Regions from separate parts of the Homo sapiens genome. Here regions 1 and 2 are each linked to region 3. A link is a loop called in an ENCODE intact Hi-C map of the cell type or tissue named here. Cell type or tissue: heart left ventricle. All regions are shown on one strand.

The links. A loop is a pair of places that touch in the nucleus more often than their neighbours do. Peaks named below come from ENCODE experiments on the same cell type or tissue, not always from the same donor. Only the 100,000 strongest peaks of a DNase experiment are listed, where the experiment ranks them.
Region 1: it touches region 3 in a loop (2.2-fold over the local background); 15 of 110 quality-filtered maps call a loop at or near these places.
Region 2: it touches region 3 in a loop (2.1-fold over the local background); 8 of 110 quality-filtered maps call a loop at or near these places.

The regions. Positions count from the first base shown.
Region 1 is chr11:125,260,075-125,268,074 of GRCh38, reverse strand. All of the region lies in intron 2 of PKNOX2 (PBX/knotted 1 homeobox 2), which reads right to left. It overlaps PKNOX2-AS1 (PKNOX2 antisense RNA 1), which reads left to right and starts at 1,277. Exons shown (of 2, transcript NR_187382.1): 1 at 1,277-1,435. In heart left ventricle, no CTCF peak of the experiment used is centred here; DNase peaks (open chromatin) are centred at 4,644 and 5,637; H3K4me3 peaks cover 706 bases; H3K27ac peaks cover 2,302 bases; H3K27me3 peaks cover 1,876 bases.
Region 2 is chr11:125,220,402-125,228,401 of GRCh38, reverse strand. The region is part of intron 1 of PKNOX2 (PBX/knotted 1 homeobox 2); the gene reads right to left. Among named protein-coding and RNA genes, the nearest start is that of PKNOX2-AS1, 42 kb to the left of the region's middle. RefSeq lists an enhancer at 3,517-4,129. In heart left ventricle, a CTCF peak has its summit at 3,521 (motif pointing right); no DNase peak of the experiment used is centred here.
Region 3 is chr11:125,341,326-125,349,325 of GRCh38, reverse strand. All of the region lies in intron 3 of PKNOX2 (PBX/knotted 1 homeobox 2), which reads right to left. Among named protein-coding and RNA genes, the nearest start is that of PKNOX2-AS1, 79 kb to the right of the region's middle. RefSeq lists an enhancer at 7,228-7,977. In heart left ventricle, CTCF peaks have their summits at 170, 373 (motif pointing right) and 3,388 (motif pointing right); DNase peaks (open chromatin) are centred at 375 and 3,345; H3K27ac peaks cover 1,989 bases.

The DNA of each region.
Region 1 (8,000 bases), 81 kb after region 3:
CTCAGGCCAGAGACCCTCAGAGGAGAGTTGTTGGCAAAGTTTTCTCAAAGCCCCAACATTTCTGTGACTCCCTGAGTTTTAAGTTGTCAGATACTGTGGCATTTTCCCCCTTCTTCTCACACCCTACCATCCTCCCATCACTTGCCACAAATTCCTGCACAAAACACCTTCCTAAACAGTGTTGATGAGCGCCTTGTTCTCATCAGGCCTCTGATCGAAGACAATTCCCTGACTCCATTCCTACTCTTCCTCACAGATCTATCAACCCAAAAAGTGCCTATAAATCAGCAGAGAAAACACACACACACACATGCACACACACACGCGCACACATGCACAACACATGCACACACACACGTGCATACACACACACACAGGCTTCCTCCATCAGAAAGATGAGCAGGAAATCTCACCTGTGGTAGAAATCTGAGCTATCAGTCTGGCGCTGGGAGATGTTTGGGGTTGTTTGTTGTTTTTACTTCCAGATACCTGCTGGAGTCAGGCCATCCCTTTAAACGAGAAGAGCGGAGCTAGAAAGCACCCCAGCTTAAGGCCTGGAGAGCAGAATCCCTCTAAGCAGTAGCTTCTTCCTCTCCCTCACATAATTCCACAGCCTCTTACTGAAAGGGCAAGGAAAGAGATGGCCCAGCCAGGCAGAGGGAACACCTGAATGAGCTCAGGAGGAGAGGCTGCCATGATAGCTCCTCCCTCTACAAGCCTTCAGGACAAGCACATCCTTCCTGACCCTTCCATTCACTCCAGATACGAGCACTATCCCGGGACAGGACTTAGATCCACGTGGGTACGGGAACACACACATGAGCACAAGGGGAGGAGTTTGGTAGAACTGTCGTTCCAGCTTGACCAAACGTCTACCTATGCTTCCCAACCTCACAGGTTGTGAAATTTTCAAATGATGGAGGGAGGAAAGGACATAGCAGAAGAGAAGGTGAGTTAGCCAAATGGAGATACCGATCAGGGTCCGTGCTTTGGCTGGTGACGGAAACAGACAATGATAGCAAGGACAAAACCCCTCCCTCTCATGGCCTCTAAACAGCCTCTGTCTCAGAGAAATCAAAAGGGAGATTTTTCCACAGAAAAATCAAAAGGGAGATATAGTGCTTGCCGAAGGCACATTCCTAAGGCCCTAGCACAACGTGGAGCGCATGATAGGCATGCTTGTTCTTTCTCCTCATTTCCCCCTGTTCTTTCCTCATTTCCTTGTGCTAAGTAAAATGACTTTAGAACCTGGGTGGGAAGTAGGGAAGAAGCCGTGAGTCCCGTCCTGACCTCCAGACCTTGCATGTGGATTGGTTTTGCTGCTGTAAGGAAAGGGCTCAAGGACAGCAGCTCAGCATCCTGTGGCTGCACACGCAGAGTGAGAGGGACATGGTGGCAGGGCCTATCGAGGGTCTGCGTGGCCAGGAACGAGGAGGTAAGGAGAAAACGTTCTCCCTTCTTACTGGGAGGAGCTCTTTGCAAACTGAAATGAGATTGTCTTACTGCAGAAGCCTACTTTTATTTTTAAAAAGTTATTTTCACAAAAATTAATACCCCCTTCCTGCCTCCACACATCCATAATCCCACCCCTTCAGAAAAGCAGGGCTGTCTTCCAGCCTCTGTCTCGCAGGCATTTTACTAGTGGGGAGGATGAAAGGTTCAAGAATCAAGGACATCACACTGGCTAAATGCCCCCAAAAGTCAGTGTAACATCTCCCATCTCAGAGGCATCTTCTTGGAAATGAAGCAAAGCAGGAAGGCAAAGGACTGGGGGTGACTGGCCGTGTGACCTTGGGCAAGTGACTTAACTTGTCTGAGCCTCAGTTTTCTCTCTCCTAAAATCAGAGAAATCTTACCACTGACGGGGGAGGAGGTGGTGAATTCCTCTCTGCTCGTGCTTTCTGAGCTACTCTTCCAAGCCAGCCATTGTCACATTTATCATATCATTCAACTCTGATGAGAACCCAGTGAGAAAGGAACTATTCCTTTCTTTGAGAAATTTGGTAAGTGTGCATAGGGGTGAAGTGACCTGCCTCGGGGCAGAGACCTGGCCAGTTATGGAGCTGGGGGCCCAGGTTTCCTCCATGGCTGACACGCTTTCCACCACACCACAGCTGTCTCCTGATGGGCGGGTGTCATGCACACTCAGGGCCTTTGGGAAGTTTGAGGGTTGCGGAATGTGAGGTGTGACTACTCTGAGAGTTTAGACGGTGAGGAGAGGAACGCCTATTCCTCTTTAAGCTCCCCCCTTCAGGATCCTCCTGATGAGATCCTTGGTGGCCAGAATTTTCTTCTCTCCTTGCTCTAGAGCCCTTACCCAACCCTGTGAAGCAGAAAAGCCACAGATGACCCGCAACCCTCTGGGGACCATTGGGGTGGGGGCTGAGCTGAGGGGCTTAGACCCCTCAGAAACCCGGGTGACAGCCCCGCACTGCCCCTGCCTCTGTTCAGGCTCTCTGAAGGTCTGGGATGGAGAAAACCCAAGCACAACTGAGCAGCCAGCAGGGTGAGGCGGCAGCAGAGGCCATGGGGCAGAGAACAGTGTCAGGGATGCGTCCACTGAAGGAGGAGTGGGTCAGGTGTGTGGCAGGAATTGGCGTGAGCATCCTGGGTGCTGAAGAGGAACCTCGGAGAGAGAAGGGCCTTGGAACCTCTTGCAGAGGCCGGTGTTTGCCAGGGAGGTTTGTTCATTGAATCGGAAATCAGCTTGCCTTGGTCATACATGTTTAGGAAGCCCTAAGTTAAAGTCTTTAAACTTGTAATGAGCCCTGTAACTTTTTTTTTTTTTGAGACAGAGTCTCGCTCTGTTGCTCAGGGTGGAGTACAATGGTGCGATCTCGGCCCACTGCAAGCTCCACTTCCTGGGTTCACGGCAATCTCCTGCCTCAGCCTTCCGAGTAGCTGGGACTACAGGCGCCCACCATCACGCCTGGCTAATTTTTGTATTTTTAGTAGAGATGGGGTTTCACCGTGTTAGCCAGGATGGTCTCAATCTTCTGACCTCGTGATCTGCCCGCCTTCGCCTCCCAGAGTGCTGGGATTACAGGCTTGAGCCACCATGCCCGGCCATAAGCCCTGTAACTGTTTTAAGACAAGGTGTTCACACAGGCTTTCCCAAGCTGGCTTAGCTTTGGAACTTTCTTTACGCCCCCAGAGCCCACTCTGGGAAGTGCTTACCTAGAGCAGTCCTCCCATTTCACAGATGGGGCCAGGGGAGGATGGGAACCCGTGCAGCTTCTAAAATCGGCCGCCTTCTCGAGTCCCCCACATCCCTAGGGGGCTTAGAACTACTCCACACCTGTTCCCAGGGCTTAGAGAAATTGTGTCTGGCTGCAGCTGTGATGTGTGGAAGAAAGGACATCTGTCTCCTCCTTTTCAGGGGATGGGGGTAAAAGGAATGGGGGGTGGGGAAGGGAGAACTAGGCCCCTTGAAAGTGAGGAATAATTTCACAGAGTAGAAGATCAAGACAGCTGGGCAGCCCCCCGGCCCCGCCACCCCACCCGAGAATGCTCTACGCCTCCCAGGTCTTAGCAGGGACCACCAGGTGACCTCTCAGGAAGCCAAGTCCCAGCCCTAACGTCCAGTCCTGCAGTTATTAGGCCTAAAGAGACACTATCCCTGACCTCAGTTTCCCAATTTGCAAGTGGCTCCTTTCTGAAAATGAAATCCCTTCCAGTGACAAACTCCCCAGGACCCCAGGCCCACCATAGCCTGAGCTGCATTCCAAGGGATCTGGGGAAGGAGCTCTAGCATCATCCAGTTTCCTGGGGACATACGGTGAGCTCAGCCCAGGAGAGGAGAGGGGTTGGGAAGCAGCCGCCCTCTGCCTCTACCCATCCTGGCCCCCAGACAATCCATTTTCCACTGGGTCCCGGTTCCTTATCCAGAAAATGGATGGAGGTCCCTTGTAGCTCCCATAATGGATCTTCACCTCTAAGGATTCCCTTTTCCTAACAGTGTCAGGGATGGCACCAACTTGCTCAGATTCAGGGAGTTAACTCTTGTAGGGGCTTGAGAAAGGTGATCCTCTCCCACCCTCTAAATGTGGGGGAGGACTGATTAGCCCCCCATCCCCTGAGGTCACTGGGATTCCCATGGTCCTGCAAGAGCTGGATGGAAGGGTGCGGAGAAGGAAGCCAGGAAAAGCCCCCTCCCCGCACCCCCTTATACGCCATTCCAGGACTTTGTCCTCCCAGCTCTGAACCCAGCCAAGGCAGCTGTTCTCCAGATTCAGACAAAGACCTGACACTTCTTCCAACTGGGCCAAGCTGGCCAGTCTGTGGACGGGTGGTGGGGGCGGCGTGGCACAGAGAGAGGCCAGGGAGAGCCAGCGCCGGAAGAGTCTGCATGGCTCATCCTCGGCTCCACGCCCTCCGTGCGAAGACCGGACTGAGATAGCCACGTTCTGTGGGGCCCAGTCTGGCCCTCGGCAGCTCTCCCCCTCCCGCGCTGCTCCTCAGCCACATGCCCTTGGGCTGAGCTAAGTCCAGAACCCGGCTGAGTAGGGGAATTGTTCTGAGAAAGTGGCCCGTTGGCTGGTTGCTATGGAAACCGACATACCACAGTGCTGACCCCGGAGAGGTTTAGCACGCTCCCCCAGCAGGGATGCCAGCAGCTGGACTGCAGCTGTTACCGCGGGAGTGGGGGCTGGAGCCGTCGCCAGCAGTCCCTGCTGTTTGCCTAAACTAGGCCCGCCAGCAGATCCCCTCCATTTGCTCCCACGCCGCTCCTCCTCATGCGGCTTCCCCCACTGCTAGGGACGGGAAGGGAGCGGCTGAGCCTGCCCTGGCAGGATGGGGGTGGGGTGGGGGAGCTTGGCTCTAGAGAGAGGAGGTCTCCTTTATGAACCGAGGCATGTCCTTGAAGGGTAGGGCAATGTCCTCCCCATTGCATTTCTGGGGAAACTGAGGCCCAAGGAAAAATAGGAATTGGTCCCCAGTCACACAACCAGGGCATACTAGAGCTAGGGCTGGCACCCGACTGAGTCTAGAAGCACCACACCACTGGCTCTGGCCCTCTGTGCTGTGCTCTTGGCCCTCCCTGCAGCAATTCAGCACACACTACAGAGACTGCCCCGTGCAGACAGCAGCATTTAACCAGCATTACTCCCGGCACAACCTCGGGGAGGGCGAGGGGCGCCGATGACTGAACAAAAGGAGCACTAGGAAACGGATCATAGAAATAGAAAGAGGGACACAGAGAGGAAAAGGAGGGTACGTGAGTAGAGGAGCAGGAGGGAACGCATGGGAGAGGGAAACAGAGAAGTAAGGAGAAGCAGAGAAAGTTAGAGAAAGAAAAGAGAGAGGTGATGAGGTGCCCAGAACGAGTGGAAAGAAAGGACAAGATCACCTCCCTCCCCCAGCTAGTTCCGAGCCCCTCCCAGCACAGACAAAGCCTGTGGGGTAGAGAGAGGATTGCACAGACAAAGCCTGTGGGGTAGAGAAAGGACAGGGAGGGAGGAAGGGTGGGAGGGCTGCTTGGGGAGCAGGGCAAAGGTGGAGCGGGCATTAAAATCGGTTTCTGGGAGGCATCTCCTGCCATCCCACAATGCCTCAAGCTCCCTGAGTGACCTAGCGCAAACACACCAGCCCGCCTCCCACCGTGATGTGGCACTTCTAGACTCAAGTGGGCTAATCTGCGACGGGACGCTAAGCAAACACCCCCTCAGCCAGAGAGGTGAGATAGCGCTCCCTCCCCGAGTGCCTGACCAGTCCTCCATCCTCACGCGTGGCTGCCAGAACACAAGCGTCCTTTCATTCCTCATGGTCTGTTCTGACCTTCGTCCCCACCTCTCCAGAGTCATCACTCCTTCCGGCCCAAGGGGAGACGCAGCTGCATAAAGAACCACCCCCCCACCGCCGCCTCCACTGTCTCACTGTCTGGCCCCTACTCTTCAGCCCTTCCTCATCTAGAGCTGGATCTGACACCAAAGGCGTCTTGTGAGCAGGTGGGCCCACTTCTCCCCTCCAGTGCCCCATCACGGCTCATAATGAATTAACACCCTTCTTAGTGCTCTTCCCCTCCAGGTGCCCTAAAATAGTTGGTTGCAGGGGACTGGAGGGCTGCTCTGCATCCCCGCACCCTCCTGGGCTGTTGGGAAGTTGCTCTGTCTGTGAAGCCTTGGCTCCAGGAATGCCAAGGGACTCAGGGAACAGTTCGGAATGTGCCAACACCATTACACTCTGTAATTTAAGACCTGGCTCTGCAATGGGCCAGCAGATTGCTTTTGCACTTACACCACCTTTTTCACAAAAATTTGGTGTCTCGGGCCAGTTAATTCTATTGTGTTTGCAGATCGGAAAGAGCGGCATTGGAGCTGATGCTCTGCTCCCTCTGGCCATGTTCTCCCTTTTGAGCAAGACCAGCTGGTCAGTTGCAGACACTTAGCCTTGACTTGGGGGTGAGATGCCCTGCTGAGAGTATCACTGGTGCTCCTGCTTCTGGCCAATGAGGTCACTGAAAGGCAGTTCTTGAACAGATGAGCAACCCTGAGCCTACCACTGGGAGTGTGGTGGTGGGGAGGGAGCATGTGGAAGAAGTCTCCACAAGGACCCCTGTCCAGAAGTTTGCAGTCTTAAAGGAAGACAAGGCTGATCTACCACATGCAACAGAGACAAATCAGTGCTTAGCTGCAGGGCACCCTGAATTGCACATTGCCTCAACTTGAGCTCATTTCTTAAGGCAAAGTGCAGGCACTCGCTTGGCAATCATGGTCTTCTGTGGTGGTGAGGTTGAAACCAGATCTATGAAACCATCCCAATGGTGAACTCCAGCCAGAGCCCTTTCTCTGTTTCTCCTCTTTGGAAAAGACAGATAACATAAATATGTGACTCCAGGAAGCAGCAACATCCCATCCTGACAGCAAACATCCCTTTTCCCCCTCACCAGCCCTTCCAAGACAAGAAATAGGCTATAACCCAGGACCCACGATCCAAATCGCTTTGGAACTTGGTCACATTCCACCTGAAAAATGACAAGCATTTACAGTTTCCAGGTCATTACCACAATCAGTATCTCATTTAAATCCCTATCACTTACTGTGCCATAGGTAATTATTATTATCATTTTATAGATGGGGAAAAAGGGGCCCAGGAAGGTGAGATGCTTACCTGAGGCCACACAGCAGAAAGTAGCAAAGTCAGAAATTCACTGAGGCCTTCCACTGTGGGCCAGCTTCCTTCCCACTTCTCCACAAGGCCTCTTTGCTAGTTTCTCCTGTTTCTCACAGAATCTAGCATGTGGTGTTTGTTCAGTAAACATCTCTTGTATAGCAGGAAAACATAAAGTTGTCCTCAAGGCCACAGCGAGACGTCCTCAGCCGTGTGTGTGCATGGAGAGGTGGGGGTGGCAGAAGATGTAGTCTTAATGGAAAACAGGGCTGACCTCCCAAATGCAACTCACGAAAGCCTGCAGCTACTAGGGAGACGTCACCCCCAAGCACTGAGCTGCCATGTTGAAGAGATGGTGGCAAAGGCAACAGAACTCGTCTTTACTTGAATTAACTTCTGAAACATCCTCAAAACTCCCAACCTATGTGAGCATCAATCACCTTTCTGATTAAAAAAAACCATAAAACAGGCTGGGCATGGTGGCTCACGTCTGTAATCCCAGCACTTTGGGAGGCCGAGGTAGGCAGATCACGAGGTCAGGAGATTGAGACCATCCTGGACAACATGGTGAAACCCCGTCTCTACTAAAAATACAAAAATTAGCTGGATGTGGTGGCACGTGCCTGTAGTCCCAGCTACTCAGGAGGCTGAGGCAGGAGAATCGCTTGAACCTGGGAGGTGGAGATTGCAGTGAGCTGAGATTATGCCACTACACTCCAGCCTGGGTGACAGAGCGAGACTTCATCTCACAAAACAAGCAGACAAACAAACCATAAAACAAAAATTGGGCCAAGCATGATGGCTCACACCTATAATCCCAGCACTTTGGGGGGCTGAGGCGGGAGGATCACTTGAGGCCAGGAATTCAAAACCAGCCTGAGCAACATAGC
Region 2 (8,000 bases), 120 kb after region 3:
TGAGCTCCTTCTATGGACTACATGACTGCCACCCGTTTTCATCCTCTATAGCTGCATGGTGCAATAAGGTAGCCAAGGGCCACGTGTGACTTTTAAAATTCGAATTCTAATTAATTAAAATGAAATGAAATGTAAAATTCAGTCCTCATTCTCACTCACCACATTTCAAGTGCTCAACAGCACATGTAGCTAGTGGCTGTCATACTGGACGGCTCAGATGGAGCACGTTTCTGTCATCGTGGAAGGTTGTGCAGGACTGAGTTGCTCTAGAATGTTAAGGCTATTGTATCTTTTTTGTTTAACTGATTTTTAAGCAAAGGAGGGGAGAGGAGCAGTACACTACCCAAGGTCATGCCATGCCACTGATACACGGCTGAGCTGGGTTCTAACCCTCATCTAACCCAGGCTTGCTCCAGCCAGGACCAGCAGTGGAGGCAGCAGGGGGCCTCCTGAGCCTTTCAAGGCTGGTAGAAAGTCTCTTCTGTTCTCTGTGGCTCCTCCGGGGCTCTCTGAGAAACTGCCTTTTGCAGCAGGTGCCACAGACCCAGTGAGGTCAGTAGTTGCTCAAACGGCGTTAATGAAGAAAATGAATATTGACTTAAGGGACAGCAGAAAATAATTAAGACACCTTAAAAACATGCCTCCACTTTTTACATACTATAAACCCAAAGGAAGCAAAAGTGGCGACTGAAGCAGATACTTGTACACTTGTGTTCATAGCAGCTTTATTCACAGCAGCCAAAAGTGGGAGCAACCCAGTATCCATCAACAGATGAGTGGACAGACACAATGTGGCATGCATACGTCTACATCCAATGGAATATGATTCAGCCTTAAGAAGGAAGGAAATTCTCACACATGCTACAACATGGATGAACCTCGAGGATACTATTCTAGGTGACATAAGCCAGTCACAAAAAGACAAATACTGTATGGTTCCACCTGTACAAGGTACTGAGAGTGTCAAACTCACAGAGATAGAAAGTAGACTAGTGGTTTCCAGAGGCTGAGGTGGAGGATGAGGGACTGGGGAGTTGTTGCTTACTGACTACGGAGTTTCAGTTTTGCAAGAGGAAAGGCGTTCTGTGGATGGATGGCAGTGATGGTTGCACAACAATGCGAATATACTTAATGTCATCAAACACCAAGGCAAATTACTGACATGCACCATCTAGCAACCCATTCCCTCCCTCCCCCAGGTGACTCCAGGACAGCCAGCGCAGGGTGTCATTGAGAGCTATCAGGGGTGCTTAAAAATGCTTAAGATGGCAAATTTTATGTGATATATGTTTTACCACAATTTAAAAATACGTATATATGCCACCACTAATATCTCCCAATTTCTATCAAGAATAATAAAAAAATAAAGAGCCTGAGATCTTTAGGAGTAGGGGAAGGAGCAGCTCATCAGTCCAAGGAGAGGATAAGGGAGCCAAGGCCTGACAGAGAGAGCAAGGAACCCAGAGCCTCCCAGCCCCAGCGGGGAGAAGTCAGAGGAGAGGCTGCCAGGGAGGAGGGACTGTGTTCCTGAGGATGGGACAGCTGGGCCAGCCTGCAACAGGGAAGGCAACTCCAGAAGGCTGACACTGGAAAAATGAGCAACGATTTAGGATTAAAAAAAAAAAGGAAAAAAAAAAACCTGGTGAGGGTAGGAGAGGGGGCCAATTAGGAGTGTAGGAGAGTATCTACGCTCCTAGTTGTACCATCTAGGTGTATATCCACAGCAATAAAACGATAAGCAGGAAATCTAAAAGAAGAGGGGAATAGGAGGAAGAGAAAGAGATGAGAGGATTTGGGCACCTAATGTGATGCAGCAGTCAGTAATGGTTTGGCGTGTTGGAAAGGGTGTAGACAGGACCTAGGAGACGGCCCTTGTCCTCATAGTGTTATGACTCTGTGCACATTGCCCTAACTCTCTGGGCCTCAACTTCCTCATCTATTCAACCCAGCGGCTGTACCAGAGCAAGAAGAACCTTAAGGTGGTAGCAGTCCACAAATCCCTGGAAATTTTACCCAGAATAGTATTTGTGTGTAAGTTTTTCCGGGGAGAGGTTTACAGATTTTACCAAGATTTCAAGGCTATCCACATCCCCTGAGAGGTTAAAAATCAGTGGAGAAGATACTCACTGGGTTCACATTCAGCCATAAAGTCCTAAAATTCCAAGAAATCTTGGACCAGACACCAATAAATCTTTGGAGGGGTCAAATAAATCCAGATGTCTATTCCTGCCTTGCCTGCAAAGCAGACATATTGTAAAAATGAAATGAAATAATTACATACTTTGAAAAGTTAATATTACGTGTCTTGTGCAAGTAAATATTGCTGTTGTTGGTTCACAGGAAGCAAGAGAAATTCTGCAGCAGGCAGAAAGGAGGAGGCAAGTTGCCACACCTCTGCTTTCCTGAACAAAGGCAGTGTGATGAAGGGATGTGGATGGGCTACAGGTTGATCCCTGGGCTTTTCTCATTTGGTTGGAAATAAAGAGGCCTTTAATTCCCCTTGTGGAGAAGGGTCTAGCTCAGAGAAAAAAAGAAATACAGCCTACCCAGGAGGTGCACCCCAGGGCAGAACACATGCATCTCTTTGTGCTAACAAGACCTCATTTTGCATCCAACTTTACTTTGGAGGAAATTTTCAACTGTGTGACTGAGAAAAGTGACAGACTGAAGATGCATCAGGGGAAAACAGCACAGGCAGAGGACAGTATTTGGCACCAGAGAGCCAGCCCCAGACTGGAAACCCTGCATAATGACTAAGCCAGGGTCGCCAGGCCAGAGGGGACATTGCTACCGTGGGCTGTGCCCTCCAGGAGTAAGCCAGCCCAGAGGCAGTGGGTGGGGGAGCTGGAGTCTGGGGCAGCTCAGTGCAGAAGTCAGTGCTAGAAGTGAGATGGATGGGCCTGGGCAGACTCTTAGAGATCATCTCTCTTGACCTCCTCATTTCACATTTGAAGAAACAGTTCAGAGAGTGGTGGAGACTTACTTAGAGAAGTCCAGGATTGGAAGTCATGCCAGTAATTCCCTTCATTCATTTACAAAATGTTTTCTGAGCATCAGATCCTTCACTAGGCTGGGGGTCAATGACGAACAGCAATTCCAGTTCCCTGCCCTCAAGGAGCCCACAGTCTAATGAGGGGACAGACAACCAGTTGACTAGGGAGTTAAGTATGATCCAGCAGCTCTATAGGTCCTGCAGGACGGGTTCTCCCCAGCAGGCGTTTCAGAACCTTCTATTCACTCCCCTTTGGGGCAGGCACATCCAGACAGGGGCATGTTGAGGGTAGGCCACACTTTCTCAGACCAGTGCTGGAGGGAGTAGAAAGAATTTCACTATCAAATCCAAGCCAAGCTAACAGTCATTGGCATCTCAGAAAAGATGCCATCCAGGCAGCCATCCGAAGGCCACTGGAGGGAGCACCCAGCACCCAGACCCTGGGGGAGGGAGATGGACCCCACTCCAGCAAGCCTGCCACAGTCCTCTCCAAAGGGCACCACGGCACTTCCCATTCATTATTCCCTAACTTGCCTCCGGGGGGCGGTCCTGAATATTGTTTCATAAATAACTTAACAGGGCTCCAGCTTGTTTCACTGAGGTTAGACAGATGTGTACGGTGCTGGCTGATTATGAGGGAGTTTGGCTGTGCTGAATGGTTCTGGGATGCTGATTCTCTGCGGAGGGGTGGCTCAGTGGAGAAGGCAGCCGCGGCTGGTGTCCCCACCTGGATCTGGGATCACAGCAGGATGCTGAAAGAGCATTTGTTTCCAATTGTTCTTAGCCACTAATTTGGCTCCTGGGTATAACACCAATCTGAGAACAAACGGAGTAGGAAAACTGCCTTTCTGAGGGAGGCCTGATTTCACCATAAACAGGCAAGGGGCGGGAGATTTCCTGAGTTCACAGCACAGGCCTCGGCCTCCCAGGCAAGGCCGGCAGCTTCAATCTCCAACCCAAGTCACCCTGACTGCACGGCCATCTGCCTGCCTCACCTGCGCATGGCTCCTCCGAGGGGCTCCAGCAGAGGACAGATTACTCTGATGGCAGGTAGATAAAATGGGATCCCTTGCTAGCAGTAACTACCCTGAACAATCTCTCTCCTGAGCAGCTGACAGTCTCCACCTGGCACCTGCCAGCCACAGAGCTTGTGGGTGGCACCGGCTGGATGGGCTGGCCCGGGCGACTCCCCAGGCACGGAGAGGCCAGGGAAGGCCCTGCTGAGGCAGGACTTGCTGGAAGAACCCTCTGTTGGGCTGCAGGAAGGTCCGCCTGAGACATCCATCAGAAGAAGACACAAAGGCAGCTGTGTTTCTGGCGGACTGAAGAGCTAGCAGCGTCCAGGGGCAAAGGGGAAAAGCTGTGTGAGCAAGGCCGCAGCAGCCGCTGCCTTCTCAAGACTCATGTGCAAGATCGCCAGTAACAAGAGGCCCTTCTTGTCGCTAAATTGCCTTCCTGTGGCTTAAAATAATTGAATCAGAGAACTTTCAGTGTGACCTTCTTGAAAGCCAACTAGGAGATATCATGCCTTTACCAACCCTTGTGGCCTTCACTCACAGCCTCCCAGCTGCAATGTCATCGTTTCTAAGCCAAAAATGCCTTCCTCACCAGCATGTGATTTAGCTATTCAATAGCTTCATAGATCCAACGTAGTATAAAAATACTGGAGGAAAGAGGACAGTTGTTTTTTTTTGTTTTTTAATCTTCTGGAAGTCAAAGTACATGCCACGAAATCTTTGCATTAAAGTTTATGAACCTTGTTCAAAAGGAAAACTCTCAGGCCCTTACTGACGGCTTCGTTACTCTGGTTTTACACATATTTCTAACAGACTAAGTTACCTGGTACCTTGAGCCTCAGCTGATTAGAAGTATTAAAAGAGGGCTGGGCGTGGTGGCTCATGCCTGTAATCCCAAGACTTTGGGAGGCCGAGGCAGGTGAATCACTTGAGTCCAGGAGTTTGACACCAGCCTGGCCAAAATGGCAAAACTCATCTTTACTAAAAATAGAAAAAGTTAGCTGGGCATGGTGGCGGGTGCCTGTAATCCCAGCTGCTCAGGACGCTGAGGCAGGAGAATCACTTAAACCAGGGAGGCGGAGGTTGCAGTGGGCCAAGATTGCGCCATTGCATTCCAGCCTAGATGACAGAGTGAGACTCTGTCTCAAAAAAAAAAAAGGACTAAAAGAGGAAGAGTGTGGGCTTCCCCAGAAGGTAAACTGAGGTATGGAGGGTTGGCCTAGGAGAGAGTTAAAGGGCAAACCAATGTGTCATTAAATGAGGCTCAATCATGTTCCAGATAATTTACTTAAGAAGACAGGGAGGATGTCCACTTGTAATATTTACAACATCCTCAGGGTACTTGAAGAAGTAAACCATTAGCCATCTAGAAAATCCCAGACGAGAATCCTTCTTGGTGGTTCCAGGCTGCCGGGCTCTTCCTGTAGGTTGTCTGGTGTGTTCAGAAGCTGCTTGCATTCACTCCTAACTAGGCTCATTCATTCATTCAACATTCATGGACTCCTCCAGTTGCTGGGTCACCCCAACAATGCAGAAAGCAAGATGAAAGCAGAGACACCTTTCGATGCAACACACACACACATACACACGCACACACACACACACATACACACATACACACACACATACACACATACACAGGCACACAGACACAGACACACACACATACACACACACATACACAGCACACACACACATACACACACATACGCACACACATACACACACACATACACAGCACACACATACGCACACACATACACACACACATACACACACATACACACAGACACACACACACACACACCAGGAGCACCTATTACACATTAGGTGCTTGACAGATGCACATTGTATAGATGTTAGAAAAGGCATCTGGAAAGAGCAGAGGCCAGCCAGTCAGACTGTTCTTTAACCCAGTCCCTAGGTACTCAGGTGAGAATTTTTGTGAGAAGGGGCTATAATCATTCAGGGTTCAACTAAAAATATCACATGAAAAACATCAAACTGCTCCACCAAGAAAAACAAAAAGACAACATAGCCTCAACCCTGAAGAAAGTGTGGAGAAGATCCCCCCAGTGCACCTCAGAGAAAGGTTGAAGGAAAGGCATCCGTGTCAGCCCCAGAAAAAAATCCCAACTGGAAGAGAGCAAGGGGGGTGGCTCAGGATGAGGAAAGACCCATCACTGTGGCCCCAAGGCAGTTGTCACCCCTCTGTGGGCTCAGCTTCCTCATTCAGACAAGGAAGAGTTTGGGGCCATCAGTGTCTGACGTGCTTCTGGCTTCCAGGTCAAGTTCCCAGCTTTGTTCAAGGGCCAATTCTCCTTGTCCCTCTGATTTATTTTCACTGCAGCTTTGAAAGGCATGATTCTCATCAACAGTTCCTCTCCAGGCACCGCCAATCACCCCAAAATACGCATTTGATTTCTTCCCAACTGTGTTAGGTCTCTGCCTCAGGTACGCAACCAGGCGACAGCAAGTGATTCTTCTACAGCCCGGGCGGGCAGTGGGCTGTAGGTCATGGCACTACTGTCATTTTGGGGACAGGAAGTTTTTATGAGACTCACACGGGGTGGTCGGGGAGGAGGAGGGATTCCAGCAATCTGCCCTGAAGAATGCAGGTTAATAATTTATATGTGCATTTAAAAAAAAAACCTACTGAAACAAATTGCATACAAATTGTGTGACAGTCGAAGGAAATGTGCCAGTGTTGCTCAGTGAAGCATAATAAATATATGCAGCCCATAATAACAAGCTACTTAAACTCAGGGCACTATATGATTTATTAATTGTCTTCTAATCCTTTCCAGCTACAACTAAAACCAAGAGTGTGGCCGTATCTCACATACTGACTTATACGCCTCCAACACTAAACGGCGTGGCTGCGGTTAGCTCTCGGGTCCATTTTTCATTCTGGCCCCCAACTCTGCAGACGGGCCTGGAGCAGGGTGGGCTGCTTAGCAGACTGCTGTTCTCACCAAAGGGGGTAAATGTGCCCCAAACACACTGCACTTATCACATGGATGCCACACACTTCATGCTTATTTTGCCTAGAGTTCCCCTCACCTGGCTTCCCTTTCCCATCCACCTCTCCCACTGCCACCAGTACCAAGGTGCCCCTGGGTGGACCCTAGTCCACTATCTCCTGGGATGCCCCAGTGCCAGGCTCACAGCCCCAGAGTCCACTCCAGCAGCAGTTGCAGAGCCAATTAGATGGTGACAATTTTTGTTTTGTTTTTTTTTAGACAGAGTCTCACTCTGTCACCCAGGCTGGAGTGCAGTGGCGCGATCTCGGCTCACTGCAACCTCCACCTCCCAGGTTCAAGCAATTCTCCTGCCTCTGCCTCCCAAGTAGCTGGGATTACAGGTGCCCGCCACTTCATCCAGCTGATTTTTTGTATTTCTAGTAGAGTCGGGGTTTCACTATGTGGGCCAGGCTGTGATTCGCCCGCCTCGGCCTCTCAAAGTGCTGGGATTAGAATTAGAACAGAAATGGGAGCAGAACACAAAGTCCTGCCCTCTCCCTGGGACGTACTGACCCAGTGGCGAATGTAGGATTTTGCTGTTGTGTCTACTGGTTGGGCCTCCACCCTGTCCCTAGTGCTACAGATGCTGGCCTTTGAAACTTCGGAGGAACATCCCCTCTGCTTTTGTAGTCAGAAATACTGCTTTGGTGTATGGATGGATGGATGGAGAAATAGAACAAGGCCGGATCCTAGGCAAGGTATGACGGGAGAATTGCAGAGACTGGGTTCAAGAGGTGAAATGATTCCCCAGGGCTGATTGCCCCAGTGACCTGCCATTGTTTCCTTTTCCCCCAACATGCTTCTCTCCGGCCTTCCCATCTCACAATGGTGGCATCTTCCACCAGGTACCCATGTCTGGAGCCATCTCCGATGCTGCCTCTGCCTTCTCCCTCAATCCCACACCCAAGCTGTGGGGATTCCATGCCTAAAAAAGACTTCTCAAATCTATCCCTTCTGTCTCCACTGCCA
Region 3 (8,000 bases):
TGTTCACAGCTGGATCTTTGTCTGGGTGGTGGTCAGCATCCCAGAGAGCCAAGAGCAGAGTGAGGATTGCAGAGGGAAAAAGGTGGGGGTGGGGTAAGATATAGACTTTTTGAGACATCAGAAGGAACTTCCAGAATTAAGACTTTTGAGATATTAAAGTGGGTGGAATTTCTCTTTTTTGGACCCTGACAAAATAAAGGAAATAGGAATGTTTCAGGGGCCTATTAAACATAGCCTTCCCTGGAACTCTGGCAGAGAAGGCAACTTTGGATAGGGCCCAAGGGCCAGGATGGTGGAATCTCTTCCCGGGAGCATCGATCACAGATGCTCGTCCGCCAGGAAAAAAGTGAAGGGCCATAGCACTGTAGTGCCTGCAGCCTCCAGAAGAGGGAGCCTGGGGGCAGAGTCAGGGTGGGAGCCGCCTCAGGAAGGAGGGCTTTCTCCCCCTCTTAGGGGCAACTAGTTCTCTTTAACCTCGGGCTTGGGTCTTTTGGTAACCTCATTCCATGGATTAGAAGGTCATAATGAAGGCAAAACAAAGGAAGCTCAACGAGGAGGGCATAGGCTACAGAGAGGCGCCTTTCATTCACATTCTTTTGTTCACTGTCCAGTGAATGGAAGGCAGGGTCATTTTAGAGGCGCTGTCCCCAGAAATATTTGTAGCAGCAGGAGGGCTGCCCTGTGTGGGGTTAAGGAGGGGAGGTTAAGAGTAGCCTGTGCCCAGAGACAACCGCCCATGAGGCTGAGAGGAGACTGTTCAGTCCTGAGCCCACCAGGCTGCGGAGCAGGGCCAGACCCGCGTCGAAAGAAGACACAGGAACAATATTCTGAGGACCCAGATGGCCCTGGCCCCTCCCCCTCCTTGGGGTCACCACAGGCCACTAGGCCACTGCCCCATTACCCTCTGGGGGCTTCTCCTGCAAGAGAACAGGAGGCCTTTTCATTAGAGGCTTAAGTTTCCTTCTCTGCTTGCTCAGGCACAGAAGCCTCCGGCAACTTGACACTCCGGGAGCTCAGCTGCTGGAGACCCTGCACCCGTGTCCGGAAGCTGGCTCTTTTCCTCACACCTCTCCACCCACACGTGCACTTCCCCGGTTCCTGAGGGGCCACGTGCAACCATCCTGGAGAGGAATTTGGGGATCTGACTCGCCTTATCTGTGACTTGGCTGGGACTTTGCAGTGGGGTGTGGGGGAACTCTTTGAGCCACAGCGGGGGTCCTGGCCCTTTGGGGGAAGCCTGCCCTTTTTGCATTTTCTTTGGGAGAGGGAGGGGAGCAGCAGGCCTGAGCCCCTGCAAACCTAGCCCCGGGCTTCAGAGCTTTTGTCACGGATTCTGAGAGGCTGCTTGGCCCTGTCCAGAGGCCCCAGTGCTCTGTCACCAGACACCTGGGCATTCAAGGGGGCACAGTCAAGACTGCAAGTGGAGGACAGATGAGGAGCATCTCCCATGGAGAGATTTCCCATCGCGAACAGGCTCACAGGGAAAGGTTGCTTTTTGATTTGTTTTGTTTTGTTTTGTTCAGTGCTGAAAACCTTTATGATATGACATCTAGGAGGGAAAAATTCTATTGCAACACTTGACCCCACAATGACATCCAAGAAGAAATCATTTGTGTCTCTGATATCATCAGAAGAAACTAAAATGTCATTTTAGAGAGCCCAGGAGCCACCGAGGCAGGATCAGTGGATGCAAAGTCATAAAAGCACACCCCTTTAGGAAATGGGATGGGCAGTCCTGGGCACCCACCTCCCTCAGCCTCCTCAACCCATGCTCCCCACAGCCCTGCACCACCAGGTCGGCAGTCTGGAGCCCCAAATCCAGTGTGCTGACAAACAGGCTCAGAAAAAAAATACCAAGCTCATTAGGAAGGAGCTCATTAGGACTTGTTGACATGAAACCCATTAGACCAATTAACATTCCATTAATGGCCTGGGGCACAAAGGGGTTAATGCTGCCAGGCAGTAATTGGGCCAGTGTGCCGGGGTTGGGGGCTCAGGGCCTTAAGGATGAGACACAAAGTCTAATTGGGAACTCTCTGGCCAGCTGGCCTGACAGCATTTGTTCCTGGCCCCTGACCCTAGCTGAGACAAATTGATGGGGGATAGGGAAAGTAGGGCCAGCTCGCTTGGCCCCTCACTGTCCCACCCACCTGCCCCAAACTGGAGACGGGGCCCATGGCTGGCACAAGGACAAGGGTGAGGGGACACTCCCACCCTCCTGGACTCTGACAGTCCTGTTTTCTTCCTTCACGCCATTCCGCCCACTCCCTCTGGTCAAGTGTCTTTCTCAGCCCCGGGGAAGTGAGTCCCTTCTCTCCAGGAATTGCTTTGCAGTGATGTTACCCTCTTAGAAGAACTCTTTGGAGAAGCTAGAAGCCTTCAGGCCCAGAGCCCCGTTCATCTGAAGAGTGCTGGAGTTCAGAGAGAGGGATAGAGGGGACGGTGGCCCTGGGTCTGCCTGTCTTCTGGCCCCTGACCTCCTCCCCTCCTTCCTCCCTTCCTTCCCCCCTTCCATCCTCCTTTCCTTCCTCCCTTCCTGTCCCTTCTTCCCTCCCTCCTTCCTCCCTTCCTTCCTTCCTTCCATAGCAGCTAAGAGGCAGTCATGAGGGCCGCTAGGAATGCTTCTTGTCTGTCCTCCGACACATACAAGCAGCATGTTCATGATTTTCCTTCCCTTGAGACAGGTAGGGGCTGTGGAAGTCACATCCTCTGTCTGGGTCTCAATTTCCCCATCTGTAAACTTTGGGATTGGATGAGGGAATTCACAGGGCCACCCCTCAGTTCTCAGTTCCCATGATCTAAGCCTGGCCTTGGGGTAAAAAAAATTCTGGATTCCACATCCAGTAGAATCTACCACTTATTCTGTAATCTGTACAAGTCACTTTCCCTCTCGGACTGCAGAATGAAGGGATTTCCCCAGAACATTCGGGAAGCCTTTGCCCAGGATTTGCACTGCACACATGCTTGTTGAATGGAACGGAAAGGGTTGGATTGTAGCTTCTTTCTAAAGGCCAGCCAGCACCGGACTTCTCTTCCTCCCATCTAGTTGGAGAGTGGGAAGGAGGCCCCTGAGGTCAGCGAGCCAGGAGCTGTCAATCCCTTCAGCCCAGACGCCCCCAGGTTACCCCTCCACCCCCACCCCCAAGCCGTCCCCTCTGAGCAGCTGCCCAGGCCTGGGTTCTGACGTCTAGACAGATTTGCAGGAGGCTGAAATAACACAGTGAACTCAGCAGGAGGGACCGAAAAGCTGCATTAGTAACCTGGCTGGCTTCAACATCTCCCTCTGGGGCAGCCTCCTCAACCCTGGCGCAATCCGTCTCTTTTTCCCTCAGCCCCAACGCCGCGTCCAAAATGATCTTCTCTGGCCCAGCTCCCTTCCCAGAAGTGGCCTGTAGGTGGCGTCGCAGGGCCCGCTTTAATTGCATTATATAATATAACCTGTTTACTAAATCATGTAATCAGTCGCCTTAGGATTTGCAGCTTGGGATGTGTATGGAGAATTGGACTTTGAGTCAAATTTAAAAACAAATAAAAATGAGAGGCAGCTGTTGCTGATAGTGTGATATTCATCTTTTGGAAACAAATTCACCCCAGTGCTATAAATTATGCCTGGAAAAAAAAAGTGTTGCTGGTAGAACGGAGTTGGCTAGGTCTGCTCTGCTGGCAACTCATAGCGATGAATCTTGAAATAACGGTGTCAACCTGTCACTGATTTCATGTGACTCTGTGGATTTATCTAAAGAAGCAAAGGCGTGTGGGTGCACGCGAGCACACACACATAGAAACACACACATGCACCAGGTCTCTCTGCAAAACCCAGTAAGGGCTAGAAGTGACAAGCTGGAGGCGGGGTGTCTGCCAGAGCTTGGTGGTCCCTGAGGCTTGGTGGATGGGGTTGGCACCGAGAACTGAGCAGTGACAAGGGTGAGGTCAATTTGTGGTGGCAGAGGAGGACAGAATGGAGAGAGAGGATGCACCATGGGCTGGGAGGCTTGACCATGTGAGCAGGGGTTTGTCACCTCCAAATCAGTTGTTGTGTTGAAATGTTTCAAAAAGAGGGAGAAGTGGATGCTCCTGGAGGGGAGGACTAAGGAATTTGGGAAGAGGGGCAAGCTCCCCAGAGCCCGCCCCACCTTACAGCACAGCAAACACCCTCGCCTGCCTCTTCACCCCAGGGACTGTGGGTGCTGAAAGGAAGCTGGGGACCCTGAGGATTCAGGCAGCAGGAATGTGGGGCTGAGTGGGTGCTGCTCTCTGCCTGTCTTTCTGATCCTAGGCTGATGGGGGGAAATGGAGATCCTCCAGTCTGCTGAGGTCAGGCTTGGAGTGGGGCCTGGGAGCCAGGGAGGGAGTTTGTACATATCTATGTTACTGAAGGAGGGACAGGTGCAGAGGAACTGAGTGGGATTTGCACTCAGGTCTCACATCCTTGTTCACTCTGTGTCCTGAAGGCCAGCTAAGAGGTCAAAAATAAGCCGCGACTCCACAATGACCCAGGTCCCAGGGCACACCGCACCCAGCACAGAGCCCAAGTCCTTGCAGAATGTCACAGCCAGAACACCTGCTTCCCTACTGCCCCTCCGGGTCCTCCTTGGAATACTCAGTGGGGAGGCAAAGATGACAACCAAGACAAGCAGACGCTTTGGCCACCCATAGCTCTCCATACTAATTGTCATTTGCTGCCCTTCTGGGAAGCCAACTTGGGAGGTGGTGCCAGGTCATGCCCTAATATCACGATGCTGGTGTCCAGGGAACAGAGTGGGGACAGAGCAGAAGCCAGCATGAGCTTTGGCTAGGACTGCCTGCTTCTGACTCCCTAAGAGATGTGCAGATCTCTCTCCCTCAATCCTCCTTCAGCCCTTAAATGCCACATGGAGTGAATGCTTTGGAAATGGTAAGAGCCTTCTGTGAGACCAGAAAACCCAGAGACCCTTCCCATCCAACCCCCAATTTCCATCCCAAGGAGCGTGGCCTCCCCCTAATGGCCTGTGGCCCTACTTCCGAGGGCCTAAACCTCCTCTCCCGTCTCCACTCCCAAGACCATTTTACTGTTTGTTCTTTATTTGGAGTAACAATATGTCCTCACTGTGGTCGGGCCAACAGATCACTTATGCACTCACTGACCCCAGCCTAGAGATGAGCAGAAGCTTACATTAGAGACCCACCCTGGAGGAGAGGGTGCCGGGTCCCTCTGTGTCCATGGTTCACTATGGGGAGGATTAGTGGGCACACAAGCAGCATGATAAAGCAGTGTCTGGGGACAGGCCCCAGCACTGGGTCCATCACCCTCCTCAGCCGCTCCCTCCTCCATGGACAGGACTTGCCTTCCTTGAACTCCAGCCCGACCAGGTTTCCCAGAGAGGAGCCCCACCGTCCTGCCCTTTGCTGACAGCCATGCCGCTCTGACTCACACAGAAGCCAGAGTTCCAGGCCTGCAGTCTCTCCTCCTTGAGTCCCCAGTTCAGCTATTTTTTTTAACTGGGCTTCACAACACGGAGCAGGAGAGTCAGACGAGCAACACCCGCCCTGCTCCCGCGCCCTCTTCGTGGTCTTGCTCCCGCCTCTCCACACCGGGAACAAGAGTGCTGGAGCCCCACCGCCCTCCCTGCCTCGCTGTCACACCTTTTCTGGCTTCAAAAAGCTGCTGATATATTTTACAAACTGAAACAGCAATTTAATTCCCCCTGATAGCGGCAATTGTCCATTAGATCTTCCTACCGAGGAGCTTAACAATAATTCCTTTCATCCAACTGCTTGCTTCTTCTTGATCTGAGAATCAATCCCATAAATAGCAGGCAAGAGTTCTCACATTACTCTCCCCTCCAGCTTTTAGCATTTTGATGAAGATTCTCATCTCCTCTTTAAGCACTTTACAACTTGGCAATTTTTCCCCCTTTGGTTCCTTTAAACAAAATAAAACAAAAAACAGAAAAAAAAAAGCATGCTGGCTGGAAGGGGGAGCACAGCCCTTGCATTCTGCTCACGGAAGTGGTGTGCGCTTTTTCCTACCTGGAGGCAGGGGGATGGCTGCAGTGACCTGCGGTGGGTCCTGTCTGCTGGAAAGTGGGTGCTGCTCTGCCCCAGAGGCCATGACTATTGTGTCCCCAAAACTCACACTCACCACACCTGGGTCCCGCTTTTGCCAGTGATGTTCAACTTAGGGTACCTCTCCCATTCCAGGAGCCCCTCCCCCTATTGTTCACCCCCAGGAATGGAGGCAGGAGGGAGGCCACAGCTGCTGCCCTGGGGTGCTCTGAGCCAACTCCCTCCCCCAGCCTGTGGCCCCCTTGGAACCTTCTAACCTAGAGAGCGGATTCTGCCCTTTTGTTTTCCTCTCCAGCCCCTCCATCTCTAGCCAAACAACAAGAGTGGGAGAGGTGGGGAGGCCCAGGGAAAGAAGAGAGCTTGAGGCCTTTTATTCAATTATTTTCCTTTTTTTTTTCAACATGCAAGCAGCTCCAGGGATCGGGACAGTGGAGAGCCCTCCAGCTCCTCCACGGTGGTGGCTAGGGTGGAGTGTCAGGGCACCTGGGAGCCCCGGCCCGCCCCTCCCCCAGAGACACTATCATGTGCTCTCTCGTCTGCACACACTCACAGAGAAACAGATCTGAAAATGAACCTGGGACTGAAGTCCCCCTCGACAAACCTGATTCCCAGGTTTATTATTATTTGTCAAGAGCTGACAGCAGCCGCTCAGGCACTGAGCTGAGAAAACAACACAGGCCGGGCCCCTGAGACCCACAACTCAACAGAGACAGACAAACAGCTCCAGCGCTGGGATCCCAGGTGGAAAAGCGCAGAGCCACCTCCGGCAGCCCTCTCGGGCTCCCACCCTTTCATAAGTCTCTCTTCTCTGAGGCAGTCAGGAGGGCCCTGACGCTCACTGGGAGCTGGGGGGAGGAGGAAAGCAGGCATGGGGACCATGTAAGGTGTGAGTAGGGTGGCCGGAGCAGGGGCTGGTGGGGGAAGGAGGGCATGGAGGCGAGGGACCCTGAAGCCTACGCATTCCACCTCTGGTGCAACCTCAGATTCTCCTGGAGCCAGCGGAGCTAAAAGGGTCAGCCAGGCCCCTTTTCTCTCTGAGGACTGTACTGTGTCCTCTGGCTAGATGATACCTTGTTCCAAATTTTAAAACTTGCCTTTAGGAAAAAAAAAAAAAAGTCAAGAGTCAGAGTTGTGGAAGCAAGTGGCTCTGTGCATTCAATTTATCATTGAAAAGCCACTAGTTCCTGAGACGCTCATACCCAGCCAACGTGTGCCCTTCCTGCACCTTCCTGGTGGCCCAGGCAGAGCTCACAAGAAACAAGAGCTCTAAATAGAGCCCATGGCAATGGGATCGGCTAGAGGAGGAAAGGCTGCCCAGCCAGGCTGCCCCACCCTTGGTCCTCACCACCCCCTTGGAAGGAGGGCGGGTACACTGGCTCTGTGTTCCTGAGCTTCAGGAAAGCCAGCCCTGGGGAAGGGAAGATGACAGCCATGATGCGAGAGGACGTGGCGCGGCCACACAGACTCGCACCCCAGCAGATACTCCCTCCGTCGCCCAACCTAAGATGCTCTCGTGCCTTTTGCTGTGTTTCTTGTCCGCTACCAAGGTGTTCTGTATTTCACAGCCATGCCGTTCCCTTCATCAACACTTGGCTCCAAAGCCTACTGTTCCATGAAGCCTTTCTTCCCCTTCCACTCCAGGACTACACGTGGGAAATCAAGGCGGGAATAATCATCATGCATGTTTCTGTGTTATGGAAAATCTGCTCCTCACCCGCATGTCCCATCTTGCCCACTGGCCCCTGTTCCCCCCAGCAGACAAGATCATGGCTCTGCCTTGCATGTTCACTGGGGGAGAAGGGGCAGCCTATACAATATGACTGCACAAAGTCTACCTCCTTATGGAGCCTCAATATATATACATGGTTATAGTTTAATTTCTTTGGCTTAACTCCTTTTTTTCTTTCCTTTTTTTTTTTTTGAGACGGAATCTTGCTCTGTCACCAAGCTGGAGT